2 separate regions of the Homo sapiens genome follow, and region 1 is linked to region 2. The links are chromatin contacts, found by Hi-C or POLR2A ChIA-PET in ENCODE. All regions are on one chromosome and are shown on one strand. Each heading gives the region's core, a stretch centred on a gene start or an enhancer-like site at or near the end of the contact. The rest is flanking DNA. Distances are from core to core; before and after follow the strand shown. Region 1 overlaps ABCC1 (ATP binding cassette subfamily C member 1 (ABCC1 blood group)). Region 2 overlaps MYH11 (myosin heavy chain 11).

Evidence for each region. A loop is a pair of places that touch in the nucleus more often than their neighbours do. ChIA-PET counts read pairs that join two places held with the same protein, here RNA polymerase II (POLR2A).
Region 1: a map of DLD1 shows a loop between it and region 2 (6-fold over the local background). The contact joins two enhancer-like sites. A Hi-C loop is called at or near these places in 1 of 168 maps with a recorded cell type or tissue (DLD1). POLR2A ChIA-PET finds 5 or more read pairs at or near these places in 2 of 52 experiments (A673 and Panc1).

The regions. Positions count from the first base shown.
Region 1 is chr16:16,057,737-16,063,358 of GRCh38, forward strand. The region is part of intron 12 of ABCC1 (ATP binding cassette subfamily C member 1 (ABCC1 blood group)); the gene reads left to right. Among named protein-coding and RNA genes, the nearest start is that of ABCC1, 110 kb to the left of the region's middle. Within about 2 kb of position 2,300, at least 7 of the 41 ENCODE cell types and tissues checked have a DNase peak (open chromatin) inside an H3K27ac peak, as active enhancers do.
Region 2 is chr16:15,790,359-15,796,638 of GRCh38, forward strand. All of the region lies in intron 4 of MYH11 (myosin heavy chain 11), which reads right to left. Among named protein-coding and RNA genes, the nearest start is that of MYH11, 64 kb to the right of the region's middle. Within about 2 kb of position 4,158, at least 3 of the 41 ENCODE cell types and tissues checked have a DNase peak (open chromatin) inside an H3K27ac peak, as active enhancers do.

The sequences.
Region 1 (5,622 bases), core at 1,050-3,549, 270 kb after region 2:
GTCTTGGTTCGTTCATTCTGGTCTACTTCATTTTAGTTTTTTGGGGGGTTTTGTTTTGAAATGGGGTCTCGCTCTGTCCCCCAGGCTGGAGTACTGTGGTGCGATCATAGCTCACTGCAGCCTTGAACTCCTGGGCCCAAGCAATCCTCCTGCTTTAGTTTCCTAAGTAGCTGGGACTCCAGGTGCACTGCTACCACTCCCAGCTTGTTTCATTTGTGTTCATGATGGATGCTTGTCTGACGTGCAGATGCGCCCTGCTGGAATTACCCTTTCTCCCATTCCTTGCAAAAACAGGTTGTTCCCTGTTTTTTTTGCTGTTATGATCCATGCTACACTGAAAGTTCTGGTACCTGTCCTGGGGTATGGTAATGGGTCTATCCCTGCCTAGCTGGCTTTGAAAAGTTTAAAGACAACAGTGCAACTTACAATTTGCAAAGTTGGCCGCAAATCAGGAGACCATACAGAGATGGACTTTGGAAATTCCCTTTTTAAGCACAGTTAAAAACAGTTAATGGTGAAGGATGACTTCAGATCATGCCCCATGTTTGTTTTTTCTTTCTGTCTTTTTATTAACTGTGTCATTCTTTTTGTAATGTTGTGCTCATTACAACTATTCCTTCTTGGTCAGGTTGGCAAATTATATGTTTTTCTGGCAAGTTTCTGTGAAGCAGAGTTAAACATGTTTATGAATATGAACTTTTCTGTTAAACTACCATCTGCTTCATCTTTGTTGAGTTTCAGGTGGAATGTCTAAGGAAGCTCCAGCTGTTTCAGCATTTGCGAAAGCGTGTTCATGCTCCCACTGAATTTTCTTAGTCTTGCCTTACTTCTCTCAGGGTCTGGAACTGCAGGAGAGATGGTGTTCAAATTCAAGCCTGCATCAGAATCACCTGGAGAGCTTGTTATTATATTTTATTATTTATTCATTTATTGAGATGAAGTCCCAGTCTGTCACCCAGGTTGGATTGCTATGGCACTATCTTGGCTCACTGCAATCTCTGCCTCCCGGGTTCAAGCGATTCTTCCACCTCAGCCTCTGAGTAGCTGGGATTACAGGCATGCAGCAACCATGCTCAGCTAATTTTTAAAATATCTTTAGTGTAGAGATGGTGTTTCACCATGTTGGCCAGGCTGGTCTCGAACTCCTGACCTCAGGAGATCTACCCGCCTTGGCCTCCGAAAGTGCTGGGATTACAGGCATGAGCCACAGTGCTGGCTGTTAGCTTGTTACTATAAAACTCAGCTTTCTGGGCCCCACCCAAATTTTCAGTTTTAGTAGGTCTGGTTGGGGCCTGAGTATTTGCTTTCCTAACATATCCCTAGGTGCTGCTGCTTCTGGTTCAGGTTGACATGTAGAGACACCGGAGTGGATCCTCACTGCCTAAAGTCTGGTCCGTGGACCAGCAGCCATGGCATCACCTGGTGCTTGTTAACGGTGCAGAATTTCAGGCCTCAGCCCAGATCCACTGAAACGGAATCTGAGTTGTAACTAGTTCTCTAGGTGGTGTGTATGCACATTAAATTTCGAGAGAGACTGGCAGAAAGTAGGAGTAAAGAAACTTTTTCTGTAAATACTTTCGGAATTCCGGGCCATACAGTCTCTGTCACAAATACCAGTCTCTTCCAGCGTAGTGCAAAAACAGCCTTAGATAATATGGAAATCGATGGGTGTGGCTGTGTTCCTGTAAAAAAGTATTTAGAGACACCAAAATTTGAATTTTATAGAATTTGCATGTGTCATGTAATATTGTTTTGATTTTTTTAACTTTTAAAAAATATGAAATCTGGCTGGGCGCAGGGGCTCATGCCTGTAATCTCAGCACTTTGGGAGGCCGAGGCGGGCGGGTTGCTTGAGGCTAGCAGATTGAGACCAGCCTAGCCAACGTGGTGAAACCCCGTCTATACTAAAAATACAAAAATTAGCTGGAAGTGGTGGTGCGCACCTGTGGTCATAGCTACTCGGGAGGCTGAGGCAGGAGGATCGCTTCAACCCAGGAGGCAGAAGTTGCAGTGAGCCAAGATCATGCCACACACTCCTGGCTGGGCAACAGAGTGAGACCCTTTCCTGCTGCTGCCCCCCCACCCCCTCCCAGCCCCCCACAAAAAAAAATTAGCCAGGTGTGGTGGAGCATGCTGGTCATCCAAGCTTTTTGGGAGGCTGAGGTACGGGAATCGTTTGAACCCGGGAGGCGGAGATCGCAGCGAGCTGAGGTCACGCCACTGCACTCTAAGCCTGGGCAACAGAACAAGACTCTGTCTCAAAAAAAATAAAAAAAATGAAATCAATGCTGAGCTCATGGGCCGTATGTAAACAGGTGTGGGCCAAATGTGGACCTGAGCCATCCTTGTTGGCCAGCCCCTGGCTTAGAGGACTGGAATGTTCTTCTGAGAATCAGGACACCTGCCACATTCTACTGCCAGCTCACAGTGTGACCCCAAAGCTGGTCATCTCACCTCGCTGGCTCTAGATTTTGTCACATGGAAAATGAAGGGGTTAGATTCCAAGCATGTCAAATACTGGGCCCTGTCCTCCTTCCTCATGCCCACAGCAGACACCCACAGTCACTCATGGGGTTCTTTCCCACTGAGTTATGTTCAAGCAGCCCTCCAGGTGACTGGTGCCAGTGGCCTAGAGTTGAGCAAGAAATGACATCTTGTTGCCCTTCTGTAACTCCATGTTCCCTAAGATCACTTCCAGCTCCAATGCCCCTGCATTCTGCCTTGTACATTGCATTCTTCTTACACTCCAATACCTTGACTTTACCGGGGTGCGTTGATGAACTCTCTCTTTTTTTGTTTTTTTTGGGACTGAGTCTCACTCTGTCACCCAGGCTGAAGTGCAGTGGTGCCATCTCAGCTCACTGCAACCTCCATCTCCCAGTTCAAGCAATTCTCCTGCCTCAGTCCCCCGACTAGCTGGGATTACAAACATGCACTACCATGCCTTGTTAATTTTAATATTTTTAGTAGAGATGGGTTTTTGTCATGTTCGCCAGGCTGGTCTCGAACTCCTGACCTCAAGTGATCTACCTGCCTTGATCTCCCAACGTGCTGGGATTACAAGCGTGAGCCACCGCGCCTGGACTCTCCTTTTTTTTTGAGAAGGAGTCTTGCTCTCTCGCCAGGCTGGAGTGCATTGGCACGATCTCAGCTCACTGCAATCTCTGCCTCTTGGGTTCAAGCGATTCTCCTGCCTCAGCCTCCTGAGTAGCTGGGATTACAGGCGCCTACTACCATGCCCAGCTAAGTTTTGTATTTTTAGTAGAGACGGGGTTTCACCAGGGTTCAAGCAATTCTCCTGCCTCAGCGTCCGAGTAGCTGGGAGTACAGGCGCACGCCACCATGCCAAGCCAATTTTTTGTATTTTTAGTAGAGATGGGGTTTAGCCGTGTTGGCCAGGCTGGTCTCAAACTCCTGGCCTCTAGTGGTCCACCCACCTCGGCCTCCTAAAGTGCTGGGATTACAGGTGTGAGCCGCCATGCCCGGTGGGTCTTACTTTATAAAGTAGGAAGTAATGTATTTGCATATGGTGAAACATAATTAAAGCTGCACCAGATGGTATTCATACAGCCGGACTTCGCACGTGGCCACCTCAGCCTGCTGACATTCGCCAACAGGTCATCCTTTGTCCCTGTGTTGTAGGGCCTGGACTGCACATTGCAGGATGTTTCCCAGCATCTGTGGCCTCTACCTGCCAGATGCTAAGTCGTACCTCTCCCTCTTCTTCCCAGTGGTGACAATAGAAAATGGCTCCAGGCATTGCGAAGTGTCCCCTTGGGGGACAGAATTCTCCCAGTTGAGAACCACAGTCAATAGTGAAAGGCCCAAGCCCTTCCTCCTAACACCAGTCACCTTGCTTCCCTCTCTCCATGTTTCTTGTGTGTTTTTCCAGAGTCCACGTCTGTATCACTGTAATGGTGGATACATGTCATACATGTAGTTATGGTTACTTGATTCTGTTTACTTTACTTTTATACAAGTGATAGTAAGAGTCATACATAAATACATACAAAATGGCTTTTTTTTTCTTTTTTTCTTTTTTTTTTTTTTTTTTTGAGATGGGGTCTCACACTGCCGCCCAAGCTGGAGTGCAGTGACATGATCTTGGCTCACTGCAACCTCTGCCTCCCAGGCTCAAGTAATCCTCCAACCTCAGCCTCCCAGGCAGCTGGGACTACAAGCATGCACCACCATGCCCAGCTAATTTCTGTAATTTTGCAGAGACAGGGTCTCACTTTGTTGCCCAGGATGTTTTCAAACTCCTGAGCTCGAGCAGTCCGCCTGCCTCTGTCTCCCAAAGTGCTGGGATTGTAGGTATGAGCCACTGCACCTGGCCTTGATGGCATTTTGAAAGGTCTTGTCTCAGAGGAAAAGATACAAGCCAGAGGGCGCTGGTGATGAGGTTTGGTCTGTGCCTTGTGTCCCGCTTAGGAGGGGATGGGCAGCGTGTTCTCACAGCTTTTTGCTCTGCACATTGGATTCGTTGGCAAAACCCACAGTTTCCAGGCTGTCACCAAACTTTGCTTATCACTTCCTGCCCTGTTCCCCATTAGGAAACCACAGCAGAAGATGCTTAAGAGCAGGACTGGCTTTTCTTCTCTTTTTTCTTTCTTTCTTTCTTTTTTAAAGAGACAGGGTCTTGTTTTGCTGTCCAGGCTGGAGTACAGTGGCTTGATCACAGCTCACTGCAACCTCCAACTCCTGAGCTAAAGCGATCCTCCTGCTTCAGCCTCTGGAGTAGCTGGGATTACAGATGTGAAATACTGAGCCCGGCTACCGGCTTTACTTAACCTTTTCTTGAGCTTTCTTGCCATTTAGTTTCCCGGAGTTTCCAGAGACAGAGTTTGTTGAGCTGTTTGGCAAGAAACAGATGGGCCTGGGTGTCAGCTGGGGAGACCTTGTCCTGGCCGAGGCATCGAAGCCTCTGACTACATTAGGATAAAATATGTGGCCTTTAGTTCCCCTGGAAGGTGCCTGAGTGTTTTTTCCACTGGTGTGCATTCCTGTGCTTCAAAGACGATGAGGTGTTTACCCAGCGGTAGGTGTGATGGAACACAGAGGCCGGGGAAGGCCAGGGATGCCATCCAGGGACTGATGGGACTGTTTTTCTGGAATGGCAAACCTGGCATTTACCACGTCCACCTAATGCACTTTCCTAAAATAGCATCGCCAGGCAGCCGTCAATATTTAACATTTTCTGTCTTGGATGATTTGTGAGCTTCTTGCCTTCTGTTTACCCTGAATCTCCCTTTGTTAGAATAATTCATCATTCTCTATGGTAATGATCTGTCCTGTAGTTCTCTGCTGATCATATCCTAGGGCCCATGGAGACACTGCCACGACCATGTCATTTTATTTATTTATATATTTATACATTTCTGTATTTTTGAGACGGAGTCTCATTCTGCCGCCCAGGCTGGAGTGCAGTGGCACAATCACAGCTCACTGCAACCTCCACCTCCCAGGTTCAGCTGATTCTCCTGCCTCAGCCTCCCGAAGAGCTGGGATTACAGGTGTGCGCCACCACACCTGGCTAATTTTTTGTCTTTTTAGTAGAGATGGGGTTTCACCATGTTGGCCAGGCTGGTCTCAAACTCCTGACCTCAAGTGATCCGCCCACCT
Region 2 (6,280 bases), core at 2,908-5,407:
TCAATGTGCCCTATCCGTGGCTATGGTCTCCCACTTTGCCTGGGATGGGGAGTGGGACATAAACTCTGGGCATCTACCCCTTCCCATGTTGCTGCTGGGCTCCACTGTTTCCAAGTTCTGTTGAGAAAAATAAATTGCCCTGGGAGGTTCTGCCAAAGAAAACATCCCAAGCTCCAGGCTCGTGGGCGTCTGAAGGTTGATGTGCTTAGAGCTGGTTCTAGAAACATTCATAGCTTGGCTTTTCTGACCCCTGACCTCTAGGGGTGAAGATGCCTTCCTGGTCTGAGCACCCTAAACTCCTTTCTTATTTCTTGGGGAATTTGGTACTGAGCTCCCTCTTCCCGGAGAAGGACCAGACTCATGACCACGTTATGGCCTCCTGGCCTTGTAACTACCCCAGTGCCAAGTCCTTTTAATCAGTCCAGCCCCAGCAGCTGGGAAGAACCACCCAATGGCCACTTAATCCCCCAGCCAGGCTGGCTTCATGAGTGTGACCTGTACCGTCTCACAGGGACCACCCTGTGCTTCATACTCTAATGTTGCCATCTGGAAATTCTTCCTAATTCTTTATAAACGCTCTGCATTTTTTTTCTTTTCTTTTTTTTTTTTTTTTTTTGAGACTGACTCTTGCTCTATTGCCCAGGCTGGAGTGCAGTGTGTGATGGCGGCTCACTGCAACCTCTACCTCCCAGGTTCAAGTGATTCTCCTGCCTCAACCTCCCAAGTAGCTGGAACTACAGGTGCCCGCCACTATGCCTGGGTAATTTTTATATTTTTAGTAGAGATGGGATTTCACCATGTTGGCGAGGCTGGCCTCGAACTCCTGACCTCATGTGATCTGCCCGCCTCAGCCTCCCAAAGTGCTGGGATTCCAGGTGTGAGTCACTGCACTCAGCCAGCATTTTCATTTTGCAAAATTCTACAAATTCTGCAGCTGGTCCTGGCTCCCAGGGTCGAATATTGCCAAGTCCATTGCAGCCTGTGGTTTGCCACTGGTAGGAAAGCCAAATTGTCTCTGATGAACCTCACAGCTATTCAGTCCCTGGTCTTTATGTGACTGGCAAAGCACCCTGGCATTTTGTACTGTACAACTCCTACACGTCCTGCAAAACCCCAGGCAGAAGCAACGCCTCTCTCCCCTATAGCATCAATTGGCAGAATAGCATAATGGGCTCCAGGACCAGGTTGCTCAAGTTCAAATCCCTCCTCTGCCAGTTACCTGGGTGACCTTAGGCAAGTCATTTAGCCTCTCCATACCTCAGTTTCTTTACCCCATTATAAAATGGGTATAATAAAAACACTTACCTTGTATGATTTTTTTTTTTTTTTTTTTGAGACAAGATCTCACTCTGTGGCCCAGGCTGGAGTGCAGTGATGCAATCATAGCTCACTGCAGCTGAGAATTCCTAGGCTCAAGTGATACTCCTGCCCCAATCTCCCAGGTAGCTGGGACTACAGGTGCACACCACCACAGCTGGCTGATTTTTAAATTTTCTGTAGAGACAGGGGTCTCGCTATGTTGCTCAAGCTGGTCTCGAACTCCTGGTCTCAAGTGATCTCTAGCCTCAGCCTCCCAAAGTGCTGGGACTACAGGCATGAGCCACCATGCCTGACCTTTTATATGATTCTTATGAGGATTAAATGAGTGAACATTTATATAAAATGCTTAGAACAATGCCTGGTATGCCAAAATGTTAGTTATTATTACTTTTGTTTTTTGAGACAGAGTTTTGCTTCTTGCTCAGGCCGGAGTGCAGTGGCACAATCTTGACTCACTGCAATCTCGAACTCCTGGGTTCAAGTGACCCTCCCACCTCAGCCTCCTGAGTAGCTGGGATGACAGGCATGTGCCACTACACCTAGCTAATTTTTTGATTTTGTGGGGTCTCGCTAAGTTGCCCAGGATAGTCTTGAACTCCAGGCCTCAGGCAATCCTCCTGCCTCGGCCCCCTAAAGTGTTGGGATTACAGGTGTGAGCCACTGTGCCCACCTATTATTACTTTTATAACCACTGCTTCCACAGAAGTTATATATTGTTTGTATAATGATTTTCAGCATTCATCCTATCATTACAATATAAATAATATTCACATTTTCCCACTGTTTAAGCTAGGAGTTAGCAAACTCTTTTTGTAAAAGGTCAGACAGTAAATATTTTAGACTTTGAGGGTCACGCATTCTTTGTCACATCTGCTCAGCTCTCCACTGCAGCACAAAAGCAAATACGTAAACAAGTGGGTGCGGCTGTGTTTCAATAAAACTTTATCTGGAACAGACAGACAAGGGCCTGATTTGACCCACTGGTTAAACTTTGTCCTTCCTTGGCTTGAGTCCCTTAGCACGTTCTCATCCATTTCATTTATTTATTTTATTGTTATATATATTTTTTGAGATGGGGTCTCACTGTGTCACCCAGGCTGAAGTGCAGTGGTGCAGTCTTGGCTCAGTGCCAACTTTCTGCCTCCCAGGCTCAGTGAACCGAGATCCTCCTGCCTCATCCTCCTAAGTAGCTGGGACTACAGGCACATGCCATCACGCTCAGCTAATTTTTGTTTTTGTAGAGAGGGGGTTTGGCCATGTTGGCCAGGCTGGTCTTGAACTCCTGAGCTCAAGCGATCAGCCTGCCTTGGCCTCCCGAAGTGCTAGGATTACAGGCATGAGCCACCATGCCCAGCCTGTCATCCATTTTAGACGAAAGTTTAAACTCCTCCCCAGGGCCTGGAAGCACCCCCTTACCTCTCTCTAATTTTATGTGAAACCACCCTCCTCCTCTTACTTTAGCCCCCTGATCACACAGCTCTATCTCCAGCCAGGCCCATGGCCTCTAATTAAACTGATTATACTGGATGGATTACATGCTAGACAAAATACAACTCAGGCCTAAAAATTACATTTATTCAGCTTTCAGTTTCCTTCCTTTCTTGTCTTCCTTCCCTTCCTTTCCTTCCTTCCTGTCTCTGGGTCTTGCTCTGTTGCCCAGGCTGAGGTGCAGTGGTGCCATCATAGCTCACTTAGCCTCTAACTCCCAAGCTCAAGTGATCCTCCCTCCCCAACCTCCTGAGTAGCTGGGACTACAGGCATGCACCATCCCACCTAGCTAATTTTTAAATTTTTTGTAGTAATGGGGTCTTACTGTGTTCCTCAGTTTGGTCTCAAACTTCTGGCTTCCAGCCACCCTCCCGCCTCGGCCTCTCAAGGCCCTGAGTTTCCAGGCATAAGCCACCACACCCAGCCAATTTTCAGTTTCTTTTCTTTTCTTTTTTTTTTTTTTTTTTTTTTGAGACAGAGTCTCGCTCTGTCACCCAGGCTGGAGTGCACTGGCGTGATCTCAGCTCACTGCAAGCTCCGCCCCCCAGGTTCACGCCATTCTCCTGCCTCAGCCTCCTGAATAGCTGGGACTACAGGCACCCGCCACCATGCCCGGCTAATTTTTTTGTATTTTTTTTAGTAGAGATGGGGTTTCACCGTGTTAGCCAGGATGGTCTCGAACTCCTGACCTCGTGATCCACCCGCCTCGGCCTCCCAAAGTGCTGGGATTACAGGCGTGAGCCACGGTGCGTGGCCAATTTTCAGTTTCTTTTCTTTTCTTTTTTTTTTTTTTTTGAGACAGAGTCTCGCTCTGTCACCCAGGCTGGAGTGCAGTGGTGCGATCTCTGCTAACTGCAAGCCCCGCCCCCCAGGTTCACACCATTCTCCTGCCTCAGCCTCCTGAATAGCTGGGACTACAGGCACCCGCCACCATGCCCAGCTAATTTTTTTGTATTTTTTTAGTAGAGATGGGGTTTCACCGTGTTAGCCAGGATGGTCTCGAACTCCTGACCTCGTGATCCGCCCGCCTCGGCCTCCCAAAGTGCTGGGATTACAGGCCTGAGCCACAGTGCGCGGCCAATTTTCAGTTTCTTAACTGCATAACCAAACAGTTGGCTCCAGCCTGGCTTCTCTTAAGCACCAACTACGCGTAAAAGCTCAGCCCTGCTGTCAACTTGTAGGTCCTTCAAGTCACTTTGGCTGAATTTCACAACAAGCAAAATAAAATTGAATACAGAGACTGAAGATGTTGGTGGTTCTGGGCTGACTGGATGCATTTGCAAATAAAAGTCTGATCGTTTTGGGATTTCCTTCCTAACAATGGCTAAGGCCTCCTTCTCCAGCACTGGCTGTGTGTGGGCAGTGTGCCAAGTCCTTGCTAACGCTGCATTCCAGGAGATGGAGATACACAATAGCCAAGTAAACAAATAATCAAGATAGTTCGTGGTGGAGATATCATTGCTACATCTGGGTGATGTGACTGAGAAGATCGAGGGGAAGGGAGGAGAGGGGAGGCTGTGGATGGGGAAGCCAGGGAGTTGCTGAGCCTTGAAAGTTACAAGAGAGCCCTGTGGGAAGGATGGAGGGAAGGGTGGGCCAGGCAGGGCAAACAGTATGGACAGAGGTCCAAGGGAGGGAAATGCTGGGCCCAGGTATGAGACAGAATGGCTCCCAGCATGGCTGGAGGGCCACAACAGAGGAGGACAGCAGGAAGTGAAGAGGGAAGAGCAGATCACACTCAGTCTTCCAAGTCACAGTAAGGAATCTGAGTTTTATTCTCATGGGTGCAGGAAACCATTTCACGAGGGGAACGGGACTTTAGAACCAGTGTGGGGAGAATCAGAACTGCAGGATGGGCTGGGCGAAGTGGCTCATGCCTGTAATCCCAGCACTTTGGGAGGCTGACTGAGGTGGGTGGATCACCTGAGATCAGGAGTTTGAGACCAGGCTGGCCAACATGGAGAAAACCCATCTCTATTAACAATACAAAAATTAGCTGGGCATGATGGCATAATACTCGGGAAGCTGAGGCAGGAGAATTGCTTGAACCCAGGAGGCGGGGGTTGCAGTGAGCCAAGATCGCACCACTGCACTCCAGCCTGGGCAACAGAGTGAGACTCTGTCTCAACAAAAAAATCAACAACAACAACAAACTGCAGGATGGGCCAGGCTCAGCGGCTCATGCCTGTAATCCCAGCACTTGGGAGGCCGAGGCTCCCCGGGTCACCTGAGGTCAGGAGTTCGAGACCAGCCTGACCAACATGACAAAACCCTGTCTCTACTAAAAATACAAAATTAGCCAGGCATGGTGGTACATGCCTGTTATCCCAGCTACTCGGGAGGCTGAGGCAGGAGAATCACTTGAACCTGGGAGGTGGAGGTTGCTGTGAGCCAAGATCACGCCATTGCACTCTAGCCTGGGCAATGAGAGCAAAACTCCATCTCAAAAACAAACAAACAAACAAACAAACAAACTGCAAGATGGATACTGGATTGCAGGAAGGATTTTTAAAAAATAGTGAGCACTTTCACTACAATAGCAGCTGATCCTTACAAAGTGCTCACCATGGGGCAGTGGCCTGTTTCTCAGTTCTTCACATGTAGTGACTCATTTCATCCTTCCAACAACCCAATGGGGTGCTTATTGTTCCCATTTTACAGATGGGGAAACTGAGGCTCAGAGAAGTGAACTGACTTATTTCCTGGAGCATACAACTAACTAGACGATGATGGGGCCAGAATTCAAACCCAAGGGGTTAGGTTCTGGAATCCACACTTTATGACAGCATGCTAATGAATATTTATTCAATGAATAATGAGTGAATATTCTTATAATGTATATTTATTAAAGGAAGGAAGCAAGCAAGCAATGGGAGCAGGGAGCTTAAGAGACTGCTACAGAGGCCCTGGTGAGAGGTGACGGGACCCTGAACTAGGAAGAGGCGGTGGAGTCAGAGGAATGGACAGAGATGAGAAATATTTCAGCATCATACCGTCCAAGGCAGGAACCGCTATCTAAATTAACTAAAATCTTAAAAATTCAGTTCTGCAATATACTTGCCACTTTTTAAGAGCTCAATTAAGTGAACTTTTAAGTGAACTTTGTGCTCATCACAAAGTTCTTTTGGATAGCACCGTTTTAGATGAAACAGCACCTGCTGATGGCATGGGTGCTGGAAATGAGAGCAGGGTGGCCTCTTCTTCATCTTCACAGCCTCTCCATAAGCTCAGCTCAGAGAGGTCAAGTGACCCGTGCATAGCTACATAGCTAGGAAGCCATCTGAAAGTCCTACTCTTTCCTGCACCTCTCTGTTACCACACTTAATTCATTCACTCAACAGAGGGCAGTTGAGCTACACTATTTTGGTTCCTGGGGAGATGACATGTGGCTCACACATGGGTTTGGCTCCTAGGGGATCAAATGCCTCTGTGGCTAGCTGAAAAACAGCCCCCACAAGAATGTCCATGGCCT